Linked DNA regions of Mus musculus: region 2 is linked to region 1. Evidence: chromatin contacts called from ENCODE Hi-C or POLR2A ChIA-PET data. All regions are on one chromosome and are shown on one strand. Each heading gives the region's core, a stretch centred on a gene start or an enhancer-like site at or near the end of the contact. The rest is flanking DNA. Distances are from core to core; before and after follow the strand shown.

Region 1 (5,803 bases), core at 1,759-4,258:
CTTAGCTAGAAATCTGATTTGATTACATAATGATTAAAATTCAAGTTACAAAAGCTATCTACAATGCCTGAAAGTGACAAGGGACTAATAAGTGGAATAGATTAAATCTTCAATTAACTGATAGAAAAAAAAGGGGGGGGGGCGCTAAGACAAACTATCAACACTGGCAAAGCACAGCACAGAAAAAGGAAACTCCAACTAAAGTAAATTAAAACTTCGGGGTATTGGTAAAGCACCAATGGACATCATTCCAAAATGAAGTGTAAACGTAACTCTCCACACGGCATTGCATTGCCTAGGAAATGCAGTCGGCATTCGGGAAAGGTTGGCATATCCATCTATGTCTCATGAGGAAAGGACAGAAACCCAATCTGATTAGAAGTTAAAACCATGATGCTCTGCCGTGCCTGCAGATGGGAGCCTAGCATAGCTGTCGCCTGAGAGGCTTCATCCCAGCCGCTGATGGAAACAGATGCAGAGACGCACAGCCAAACATCAGCGGAGCTCAGGGAGTCTCATGGACGAGTTGGGGATGGGAATGAGGGAGTTGGAGGGGTTAAGGAAGACCTCCAGAGTCAACTAACCTGGAGCCATGGAAGATGAACCACCCACCAAAGCACAGGCAGGGGCTGGACCTAGGCCACCTACACATTTGCAGCAGATGTGCAACTTGGTCTTCACGTCGGTCCCTAACAACTGGAGTGGAGGCTTTCTCTGAGCCTGGCAATGGATCCCGTTCCCTTAACTGGACTACCAGTTGGGCCTCAGTGGAGAGGGCAGGCTTAGGCCTACTGTGACTGGATGTCCTAGGATGGATACTGAAGGGGGGCCTTCCCCTTCGAAGGAGTAATGGGGTGAGGGGGAGGACAGGGAGGGAGACAATTGGGATATAAAGTGAATGAATTCATTAATTTTTTAAAAAGTTAAAAACTGAGCCAGAAGGCAGTGGTCCATGCCTTTAATCCCACCACTTGGGAGGCAGTGGGAGGTGCATCAGCGTTCAAGGCCAGCCAAACACAGGAAAACCCTGTCTGAAATCCCCTCACTCCCCCAAAAAACCTCCTTCTGGGGAAGAGCATGAGAGTTCTCAAAACTACCATTCCTCTTTTCGGTCCTGTAGGTTTGTTGTACAGTTGCCAGAGACTCAGATGAATCCAGTACTTGGCCCCCCTGGGCTCCTCAACCTTACTACCGCACTCAGTACTTACTGAACTGACTCAGTCACGACTATGTATCCCCAAGTTACGCGTCTGTACTTGTAGCAAAGATAAAATGGACGTAAATCCAGTTGGCATCCAGGTAGTAATACAAATACAAAAGAAAGAAAAAAGAAGTGCTAAAAAAATGGCCAGTGTTTAGTGGCATGGGGTACCTAAGAATGTGAGGGGGATCTATATAAATGTTTTCCTCTTGCCAGCAGTCAGTCCTGTCATTAGCTCAATCTACCTGTTTTAAAAAAATTGAGGTGGGGAGGCCAAGAAAGGGGTCAACATTTGAAATGTAAATAAATAAAATAACCAATTAAAAAATGCACTTATTTTGCTAGGCAAGGTAGTGCACACCTTTAATGCCGGCGCTCAGAAAATAGAGGCAGATAGGCCTCTAAACTCTAGGCCGGTCTAATCTACATAGCAAGTTCAAGGTCAGCCAGGCTAGAAAGTGACACCCAACACAAACTTACACGTACCCAGACACCACTTATAAGGTGCGCATGCGCACTTGTGGAGGTCAGAGAGCAGACAGTTCTCTCCTCCTTCCATCTGGATTCCAGAGGCTGAACAGTCTGGCTCGGCAGCAAGTGCCTTTACCTGTCGAACCATCTCACTGGCCTACCTAAGGATTTAGTTTCAAATGACTGTTTGTCATCGTGAAACGATGCGCTGGCACCATTCTCTATGCTGTGGACCCTAAGGGTGGAATCCCCTAAACTCCATCGTTGTGTTCACTGCACTACACCAACCCCCAAAAAAGGTCGGGGGGAGGAGTGGGGGAAGTTGGCAAGGTACAGTAACTTTCACTGACATCTTCGGGAAAGACGCAGAAAGTCATCCTATGCATTAGAACGATTGCACCGATGCGACTCTAGGACAGTTCCAGAAGGGCAATCGGTACTGCTAGTGCGGGGATGGCTGACTCGGGTGACAGACAGGTCTGGCATCTTCCCGAGAGACCCGGGAGCGCCCGGGGCTGTGCGCTCGGCCAGCGCGCCGAGCCTGGACCGCGCCCGTGCGACGGGCGACTCCGCCGCGTCCCGCAACGCGGCCCGGGCCACGCCGCTCCCCGCGCCCCTCCCCTCGGCTTCCCGCACAGCCTCTCCCGCCCCTCCCCACCAGGCTCCCTCAAGTCTCCACGAACGGAAATGGGAGTCGCAGCGCCGGGGACCCAGCGGAAACAAAACACAGAGGCGGCCGCGGGGGGGGACAAGCCCCGGAACCAGGCCGCCCGCGCGGGCCCGCGCTCCCCGCCAGCCCGCGTCCGCAACTCACCAGCTCCGGAATTCGTCCCGTGGCCCTAGCCCGCGCTTCCACAGCCGGCTGGGAACGGCGGCGGCGCGGGCTCCAGGTACAGCGCCTCTCCGGGCGAGCCGCGCCGCTCCCGCGAGTAGCAGGGTAAGGTCCCGGGGCCCTTCCCGTGGAATCGGCGCTAAGGAACCCCAGCCCCTCTCCCGCCTCCCAGGCACCCCCGGGCCTGGAACTACAACTCCCAGCAGGCTGCGCGGCCCGAAACGCCCGCGACGACGGGGCTCACGAGGCACAAACGCCCCCCAGCCGCTTTGGTTTTTTGTTTTGTTTTGGTTTTGGTTTTTACGCGCTCCTTTGTACCCCCACCCTACATCCACCTCCCCAACCCCAAGGATCGGGACGCTGACTCCGAAGGGAGCTTGAACTAGGGGACAGGCCAGAATACGCATGCGTACAGTGCAGTGTCTCCAAGAGGGAAAAGGGGGTGAAGTTAAAGTGTAGGAAAGATGGCGGAGTCTTAGCTGAGGGACCCGGAAGCACTTACCCTCCACTTCCTCCTCCTGTTTGGCTTCTGTCTCACCTAGAGGCGTCCGGTCGCAGACTCCCTTCGAGGCGCTTCCTGTCCGGTGAGCGTCGAACGACTGAAGCCGCGGCCCATAGTGCCTTGCGATGGCGGGTAGGCGTGTGTAGGCGGAGCCAGGGCCGGAAGTAGAACGGTGGCGGCGGCGGTGACTCTGGCAGCTCGGGACTCAGTGCAAGGTGACTGGGAGGGTAACTGGGCTAGCTCGGCCTCCTGGGACTGAGCTTCTGGGTTTCTTCACGAGGAGAGAGGGCTGCCCGTCACCTTTGCCCTGGGAGTAGAGCGCAGCCCCGTGTCCTTGGCACCGTCCTGGCCTGGCCTGGGGTCACAGGTGACCTCGGCCCTGCTGGGTATTCAGATTTGCCTTACGCTCACTAAATAAGACCGTGAATGCTCTCCTGGGAGCAGAGCGGGCCGACTCGAAAAGCAGAAAAGACGGGGTGGTGAGCCTGCAGCCCGCCTGGGGCAGCCCAAGGTCACGGCGCGCCACAGGCTTGTGAATAATGCAGGCGGCGATCGAGCCTCCTAAGACAGGAAAGGGCGATGGTGATATCCTAAAAGTTTTATATCCAATCTAGAAGTCATGCTTTGTCGATTGACTTTATGATTAGATACTCACGAGCAGCAAAGGGACTAGCCTTCGGCTAGGCTGGTCAGTCAACCGCTATAAATAGGAGAGCCGTGCGCCTTCCCAAAGCTACACCTCTGGGTTTGAACTTTGATTACCCCACCCCCACCCCCACCATGCTTTCCCCAATATTGTTACTATCAGACCTCTAACAAGCAGCAAGCTAGTGCAGGATATTAATTCAGTACGGAATTTGTCCCAAATGGTGTTCTACACTTAGGATGCCATTTGTCTTCCGTGTGATCATGAACAGATCGCATTCTCTATTTAATCTGAAAAAGTGAAAGGCAGTGAAGGAGAAACAACAAGTAGTTTTGGTAAGAGAGAATGTGGTCACTGTTAGAACGATTGAGTAGGACTTAGGAGGTGAGTATACATGTATGTTTGGGGTTCAGAGAGTACGCTAAATTAGACGTGGGGATTGGAAATCATTGTTTGGGATGGTGCGTTATTGAAAGTGAAAATGTATTTTCCCTGTCTTGTAGAAGAAATGACCGTCTTGGCAGTTAGATTGGGAGCAGGTTGACTGTGGAATGTTAGGTAAACAACCTTCTTTAGACATATTTTTTTTAATCACCTATAAGCAAGACTGAAAGAAGCACCTTCCCCTAACACTTAGAGAGTATTTCCTAAGTGGACAATATGGAAGTATTTTACAGTATTTTTAGGGCTAAAGAATTCTTGATACCTTACTAATTATGTCTTAAGTGTGTTCCTAGATTTCCAGGATGAATCAAGTGTGGTGTTCTTATTATAAAGTCTTGTCTACTTGCCTGTAGCTCTTTCGCCTGTATAATTCTCTGGTAGAGTATGAATGGCATTGATTTCCTCAAATGTTTTATTTTTATCGGGATCGGTGAATGAAAACTCGTGCTTATTTGATTTTTTTTTCAGCAGTACTAAATGTTATACCAGGTTTGTTGAAGTTGGTACTATTGACACTTTAGATAACTCTTCAAAATGAGAATAGGGAAGATTGCTATCTTTCATGTTGTAGGGAGTATAGCAGTGTGCCCGAACTTTACCCACTATAGGCCACCTTCATTCAACTTATTCAGGACAGCCAAAATTATCTTCAGACAGGAATTGTGCCCTTGTAGCGAAAATTATACACTCTCTCCCTTCACATATGTTTAATAACCATTATGCCAATCAGCTGCCATATAGTTAACGATTCTTGAACTATTAGTGGTACCACTCAAAACCCTCTGTGCATTTCTGTCAGTCCATCCATCCATCTGTCCATCCATCCATCTATCCATCTATGTATCTATGTGTGCATATGTATGTGGACACTTCTGCCTGTGTTTCTCCAATGGCCAGGATCAGCCTCCGCTGTTTATCTTCAGGTTGTGCACATTGCTTTTTGAGACATAATCGGTCCGTATCCAGGATCTTGCCAAAAAGACCAGGTTGCCAAGTGAGCTCCAGAAGGTTGGCCTTTGCCTGCCTCCCCAGTGCCAGCCTCATAAGCTTGATGCCAGTCCTGGCTTTAAAATCAAAACGGAACAAAACAACACTACCCCTCCACCACCATTTTTGTAATTGGTGATGTTACTAAATTCAAGAGAAATAACTGTCAAATTAACGTAAAGATTTTTAAATTCTTGTCCATACTTTCTCTATAATGTGAAGTAGTAGCCGTATGCTCACTACCATGGTTCTCTCTCATCTAGTAGAAGTAAGGCGTCGGCAGCAGATAGCTAGCTGGTGGGAGCCTGGGAAGCATGGTGGCAGGATTTCCTCAGGGGTTGTGTGGCCTTTATCACGGCCCTCCTGAGAAGCTTTGCCTGTAAGACCCCGTAAGCACTGTAGCACAGCGGATATCATAGAAGTGCGGTGGGAGAGGGTCGTCTTATTTCCAGGGTACACTTACTGTCTCATGAAATGGTCCGAAGCTGTTCATTGCACTATGGCTCTCCTGTTGATAGCTCACTAGAGTTTGGGGAACCCTTCCATTTTATAAGCTAAGTCTAGATGGGAAGACATTTTTTCATCTAAGTTTCAGCCTCTCTCTCTCTTCCTTTTGGACCTCCTGCTTGGATATATTTTTTTGTAATTTGGAATACATTTGATTTTGATCTTTAAATTCCTATTTTACTCAGATCTCAACAAGAATTATCCTCTCCTTTA
Region 2 (6,270 bases), core at 28-2,527, 340 kb before region 1:
TTTTTCCCTCCTGGCTTCTTCAGCCTGCTTCCTTACACAAGCCAGGACCACCTGCTCAGGGCTGGTCTCCCACATCAACTAATAAGAAAGAATATGCCCCACAGGTTTGCCTGCATGTCAGTCTAATGGAGGCATGTCTCTCAATTTAGGTTCCCCCTTCCCAGATGACCAGAGCTCATGTCAAGTTATTAAAAAATTAAGCAGCAAACACATCAGGTAAAGGAAAAGGCTGTGGCCTCAGAAGCCAGGAATGCATTTGGTATTACCTTCATCTCCTTCCACTAGCCTAGGGAGAGCCAAAAGCTTGGCGTCTGAAGCCACATTAGGTCGGGAGGGTGGTGGTAGTGGGAGCATGTCTGGATGGGTCTAATGTAATTTTAACACTGGGAAGTTTGTGTTTAATCTAGGAGAAAATGGTTTTACGGAGGTTCATTTCACTGGATAAGGGCAGATCCAAAAAAAAAAAAAAAAAAAAAAATCGAGAGCAGAGTTCCAGGAAGAAGTCCTGGGTGATGGAGGTGGAGGAAAAAGAGCCATCACTCGGTATCTTTTCTGGCCTAACTTTGATCTCTTCCCCATCTTAGATTTTTACCTCCCTGCCTCCTTCAATCCCAGATGCCGGTCCCCTTCTCTGAAATTATCCACGTCAAGCAAATATGCAATGATAATACATTTAAAAACCCACTTCCCATCTCCAAACACGGAGAAAAATGGGTCATTCTGCATCCTGTGCCCTTCTCTGGTACATTCTAAAGACAAAAATTCCAGATTGCAGTGGCGTGAAGGGTGACCTCCTACCAAAAGAAAAAGAAAATAGAAAAAAAAAAAATCCTGTTTCTTTTGCTAATGTTCTCGGCCTCGCTCCACCTCTCCAAATAGAGAGAACGAACTGCGGATAAAAATGCACGCATCGCAGCCTTAGCTCCTCAACCACATTTGGGAGAGGCCTGCGGGGTCGGGTGACTCAAGCTCGCGCGGGGACGAGCCGAGAGCGCTCCCGACTTCCCTGGAACCTTAACGTCCTACGGTTCACCTTCTCCCGATTGCGGGGTCCTCTCCCTGACCCAGATCACTCCCCAACTTGGTTCCCAGACCCCATCGGGAGCGCGGCTCCCCTTAGCCCAAGACGCCGCACCTGTGGGCTCTGGGTCGCCTCCCGCTGCGCTCGGGCGCAGCTCCCCGAGGCTCCGCTAGGGGTCTCTGTCGGGTGGCGAGCCGGGTGGGCGGGATCAGCTGACTCTGCCGGCTGCGAGCCCCGCCGCCTCGCTCCAGCTCTGTCAGTTTCCTCGGCGGCGGGAGGCGAGAGCACCGGGAGCAGAGCGAGCGCGGGGCCACCGGAGACGGCGGCGGCGGCGCGGACACAGCCAGGGCGCGGCGGATCTTCCACTCGCACACGGAGCACTCGGTGGCCCACGCAGGATCACGATGCTGCCCAGCTTGGCACTGCTCCTGCTGGCCGCCTGGACGGTTCGGGCTCTGGAGGTGGGTGCCGCGCCTTGGGAACGAGACTGGGGAGGCGGGCGCCGGGAGGACGCGATCCTCCCCACCGAGGAGCTTGAATCTCGAGACGTGGGGGGCTGTCACGGGTAGACCGCTCCTCGCCGCCCCCGCCTGCGGGCGCCCTGCGCTTCGGCGGCTCTGGCCCAACCCTGCCCGGGGACGCGCTGCCCGAGCGATGAAGAGGGAATGGGTTAGGGCGCTGGGGTCCCCATATCCGTGCCAGCCTAGGGCTGGAAGGCGAGGGGACGAGCCTGAACGCAGACCCTGACTCCTCCCTGCGTTGAGAGCTGGACTCCGGGATGCGAGAGACACCCAGTTCGAGGGGGAAGGGACACGTGTGGAAAACCGAAAGCGTAGCGTCTCAGGATTCAGTGCCCTGCGAGGAAATCGCCGCCCTTCCCCTTCCTTGGGGTCCTGGGTTGGAATGGGGGCAGCTCTGGATGCTGGGGAGCGCCTGGCTCACACTCCCTTCCCACCCCCGCCTGTCTTGACTGCGAAGCTGGGCTTTGCTCCTGGCGGCCGCGGGCGGCGGCTGCCTGCGCAGCGACCCTCTCCCGAGTCGGTGCGGGGTCGCGCACCGCCGCCTTCCTTTTGCAAACTTTGTGCATTTTCGTGTCTCCCTTTTGTGTAAGTTCCAAGTGATGGGAGGGATCGGAAAGTGCGGCCACCCGGCACCGTCCCTCAACCTGGACGTCCAGGACTCTTCAGTGCACCTCCAGTTTCTCCCTGAGTCTGAGAAGGTCCCCGGGAACAAAAGCCGCGACACCCCGCCCTCGCCGTCCAGGGCGCGGTGGCGGAGCCCTGGTAGTTGGTGCGCCACCGCCGTTCCTTTCCCCGAGCTGCGCGTCTGCCCCCGAGGGCCTAGAGGTGCTGCTAGGGCCCCGCGGTCTCCCACCCCCGCATCACCACCACCTACTGGCAATCCTGTGAGGGACTGCAAAGTCCTGAGAGAGAGAGAGAGAGAGAGAGAGAGAGAGAGAGAGAGAGAGAGAGAGAGAGAGAGAGAGAGAGCGAGCCGGGAGTGAGGCGTGCGTCTGGGAAGGGCAGTGCCTGGTGGTGGGGAGGCTGAGGCTCCAGGGCATCAAAGGAGGCGTTTGTCTGATTAAGGTGCGGCCTCCTATGGGGCAGATTTGGGAACTCTAGCTTAGTCACCCTGGGGGGGACACAGGATGCTGGGGAGGGTCCTCAGGGTTCCTTTTTTTTTTAAAAAAAAAAAAAAAGGGGTGCAGATAAAAGGATTGAATAGGGTGAAGATTAAGACGGAGAAGATGGCGCCTCTGCAGTGCAGCAAAGAAAAGCTGTGTGGAGGCTGCAGCCTGTGAAATCCACCCACCACTAGGTGTATAACAAGTCTTCCCCATTCATCCAACTCTCCAGCATGCAGCACAAGGCTTGTTTTCCTTTTTATCCAGAGATGCCTGGAAGTTGTTTGCGTGGCAGCTGGTTTTATTTCTCTTCATTTGTACCCTCTTCACCATCTAAGCATTTGCTAATAGCCCTTCCTCGTCGTCCTCCTCTTTCCCCTCTACCTCATAGGAATTTTCCCAAAAAGCAATTTCCGGGCGAGTGTTTTCCTGCAATTTTGTGGGGATTGGCTAGGCTATCACACTAGTATGAGTTTTTATTTATTTAATTTTTTTTAGCTCTTAATTTACAAGGTCATTGAACTTTTAGCCCCTCTGAATTTTTTTTTTTTTTTTAACCCACAAGTGGCTTCAGAATCTGTAAGTCACCTCAGACTGGTTAAAACAGGTCTTCGAAGAGTCTTAAGAATTTAGTGTTCCATTTTTTTTTTTCAAAGCCATTTAATCAAGGGAATTCTGATTTCTCTGACGACCTAAGAATTTAATTGTATAGTCATTCGGTTTTTCTAATTGTTTTGCTGTGCAGAAACACGACTAAGTAATTAAAGGAATAACTTTAATTTTTGGAGCATTTTACTTTTCTTGAGCATTTTTTTTAACTTGTATAAAAAGAGTCACAGTGTAGGCCAAGATGAACTGGATTTATGTTTTGGCTTGTGCGATTGCATATCCTTTTTCTGCCGAACATTTGGAGATGCTCCTGCAGTTATCATCACCTTTAAAGGGTTACTGGGAGCACTACATTCGTGCCTTTGGTGAGTCACTGGAAGGATAGGTAATTCATCCTGATGAGGTTTGACACACTTTGCAGTTCTGCGTCCACTGAAGCCACAGAATTATGAGTTGGCTGCGTTTTGTAAATCACAGAAAATCCGTCTGCTGCAGGTGGCTCTGCAAAAAGAACCCGTGTGATGGAGGGTGCTGATGATGGGGCCATGAGGGTACTGATGCTGGGGTCTCGAGGGTGCTGATGCTGGGGCCTCCAGGGTACTGATGCTGGGGCCTCGTCTTCCAGGGCGTCGGCATTTCCTGGTTTGGTTTTATTTTCCTGGTATGTTGAACAGAGGCATGCGTTTAGCAAACCGTGATGGACTCATCTTGTTTGCTTGTATAGAGCTGATAACTATCAACTTGCCTCGGTAGTGGTGGCTCCTTCACTGTCTGCGACTGCTGCCCGGTAGTGCCTCTCTGATGGTAGAAGCCTACTCATAGAACAGCGAAGCTGACATTCTTTTTTTGACAGGGATCCATCGGGAGTCACCGGTTACTGCTTGTCAGTGGGAAGCCATGATACTGGCAGACTATAAATGCTTCTTTCTTATCACCCCCAAGGGATAGCGTCCCTCATTACACTTGTAAGGCTGCAAGCAATTAAAAGATGGAACCGAGGAAATGAAAAGGTATATACAGGATCACAAAACTAAACTGGAAAATTCAAGATTTAAGATTAAATAGGAGAAAAATAGGATCAATGGGCTACTGGTTTGAAGGAAGGTGAAGTTACTTTTACGGCTAAGGTTTTTAAGTTTTTAGTTTACTGTTTATGACACGCCAATTTTCTATATCTCTGTGTTAAAGATTATCTGTCAGTCATCCTGCATATAGACGTGAAGAAGGTGCTTAATAAAATATTATGCGTTATTTTTGCAGAGGTGTTGTCGTGGGATTTACAGGGCATCTTTGACTAATACATTTCTTTTCTAATCTCTGCCTTTTATGTCAAGATGGACCTGCACAAACATACTTTAAATATCAAGCTCATGTTTACTTGACTGTATATATTTTATTGCCTTCTCCCACACTGGGTACAGAAGTATGCAGGGTGAATAAAGCATGCACATAATTATAAAATAGGAGTGTTGCGTACCAAAAAAGAAAGTACAGATTAGGCAAAGAAAAAAAAGAAAGGACACAGAAAGTGGGGTACTCAGAAAGTGTAGCAGGATAAAGACCTAGAATTAAAAAGAGTAAAGGAACAAGAGAACACGATAATCCTGGGATGTTTCCTGGGTGAAAGTCTCCAGCCAGGTTTGTGTCCTGGGTCTGTGAATGGAGGTTAAGTATTTGCATGGATTGTATTTGCTCACGCACAGACACTAGAGCCTACATGCAAGGCCTTTGTCTTATCTGTCTTCCCTGCTCTCGATTTCCAGCCAGGCACAGATAAGGTTTTACATAATGAAGGCGAGAACAAGTGTGGAGTTCCATTTGATTCATGGCCTCGTCTGTTCATTTGGGACAATTTGATTGATTGATTTTTAGGCCAAATCGTGTCTCTCAGCTCTGATCACCTTTATGTAAACCCCCATAAGTGGAAGCTTATGGAGCGTCCACTCATCCAGGCAAGACAGGAAATAAACAGAAACTGTGGCAGGTGTAGGCCAGACTCTGGAGCTGGGTGAAGAACTGGAAGAAGGAGACCAAGGCTGAAAGCAGCCTGGGAAGTATCCCTAGCACCATCTTGACCAGGGGAGGTAAGGACAAAAAGCTTCACCCACCATGCAAACTTCCAGGAGGGAAGGGAGAAGCAAATTTTCAAAGTGCTTCCATAAGGAACGTTAGCCAAGAGTTGTCATCCTCCTTTACACATCAGGGTCACAGAGTGTCTCTGCCTTCCTCCCTCCCTCCCTCCCTCCCTCCCTTCCTTCCCCCCTCTCTCCCTTCCTTCCTGTGTTTGTGTATGTGATGTTGGGATTTCATATGGAGACTTAGGCATGATGGACAAATGCCTGCTGCACTACATCCCCATCCCAAGGAATCATGAAGATGAAAACAAAACCAGAAGCAGAAAAGTTCCAGAGTGTTGTCAGAGTTCCACCCAGTACATCAGAAAGAGAATCCCGGAAGCAAGGCCTGGACATTGGCATTAAGGGAAGAAAAAAACAAAAAATTCTCCGGGCAATTTTAAAATAGAAACTGTGATTTTTGAGGGCAGTTACAGATGGACCAATTTGAACCACATTCAGGATTCATCAAGCTGTTCTGAAACCAAACGAGCCAAGTAATGGCATGGAAGCTAGTAGCTGTGCAGGAAAACAGGGAGGAGGGCAGAGGAAAGCTCGGGTCTGTTTGCAGCCTCGTCATCTCTCCTTAAGGCTGCTGTGGCTTGACATTACCTCTCTGTAGCCAGGACTGCAGTCACATTCCACCCCCTGGGCTAGATGACCTTGTGGCCTTTTGGGAAACTTGCCTCACAGAGCACACACCTGCGTTTGTGAAGGCCTGGCAGGCAGCCAGCACGCTCAGCTCCCAAGCCCTAACCTGGTTATTATTTTTTTTTTCTTTCTGTTCTTGTTTGTTTCTTGATGCAACTGTGACATCTTTTCCTTCTCATAGTGGGATCCTAGATACAAACCGTGGAGTGCAGAGTGATAATCAATACTGTCTGATGCAAGAGCTCCTGAGT

Evidence for each region. Hi-C counts contacts between places; a loop is a spot of excess contacts on that map. ChIA-PET counts read pairs that join two places held with the same protein, here RNA polymerase II (POLR2A).
Region 2: a loop to region 1 is called in a map of left cerebral cortex, with 6 times the contacts of the local background. The contact joins the promoter of App here to the promoter of Atp5j in region 1. A Hi-C loop is called at or near these places in 3 of 37 maps with a recorded cell type or tissue (all left cerebral cortex). POLR2A ChIA-PET finds 5 or more read pairs at or near these places in 1 of 5 experiments (Patski).

The regions. Positions count from the first base shown.
Region 1 is chr16:84,832,227-84,838,029 of GRCm38, reverse strand. It overlaps Atp5j (ATP synthase, H+ transporting, mitochondrial F0 complex, subunit F), which reads left to right and starts at 3,008. Exons shown (of 4, transcript NM_001302214.1): 1 at 3,008-3,221. It overlaps Gabpa (GA repeat binding protein, alpha), which reads right to left and starts at 2,906. Exons shown (of 10, transcript NM_008065.2): 1 at 2,487-2,906.
Region 2 is chr16:85,168,714-85,174,983 of GRCm38, reverse strand. It overlaps App (amyloid beta (A4) precursor protein), which reads left to right and starts at 1,277. Exons shown (of 18, transcript NM_001198823.1): 1 at 1,277-1,482. The coding sequence starts at 1,426.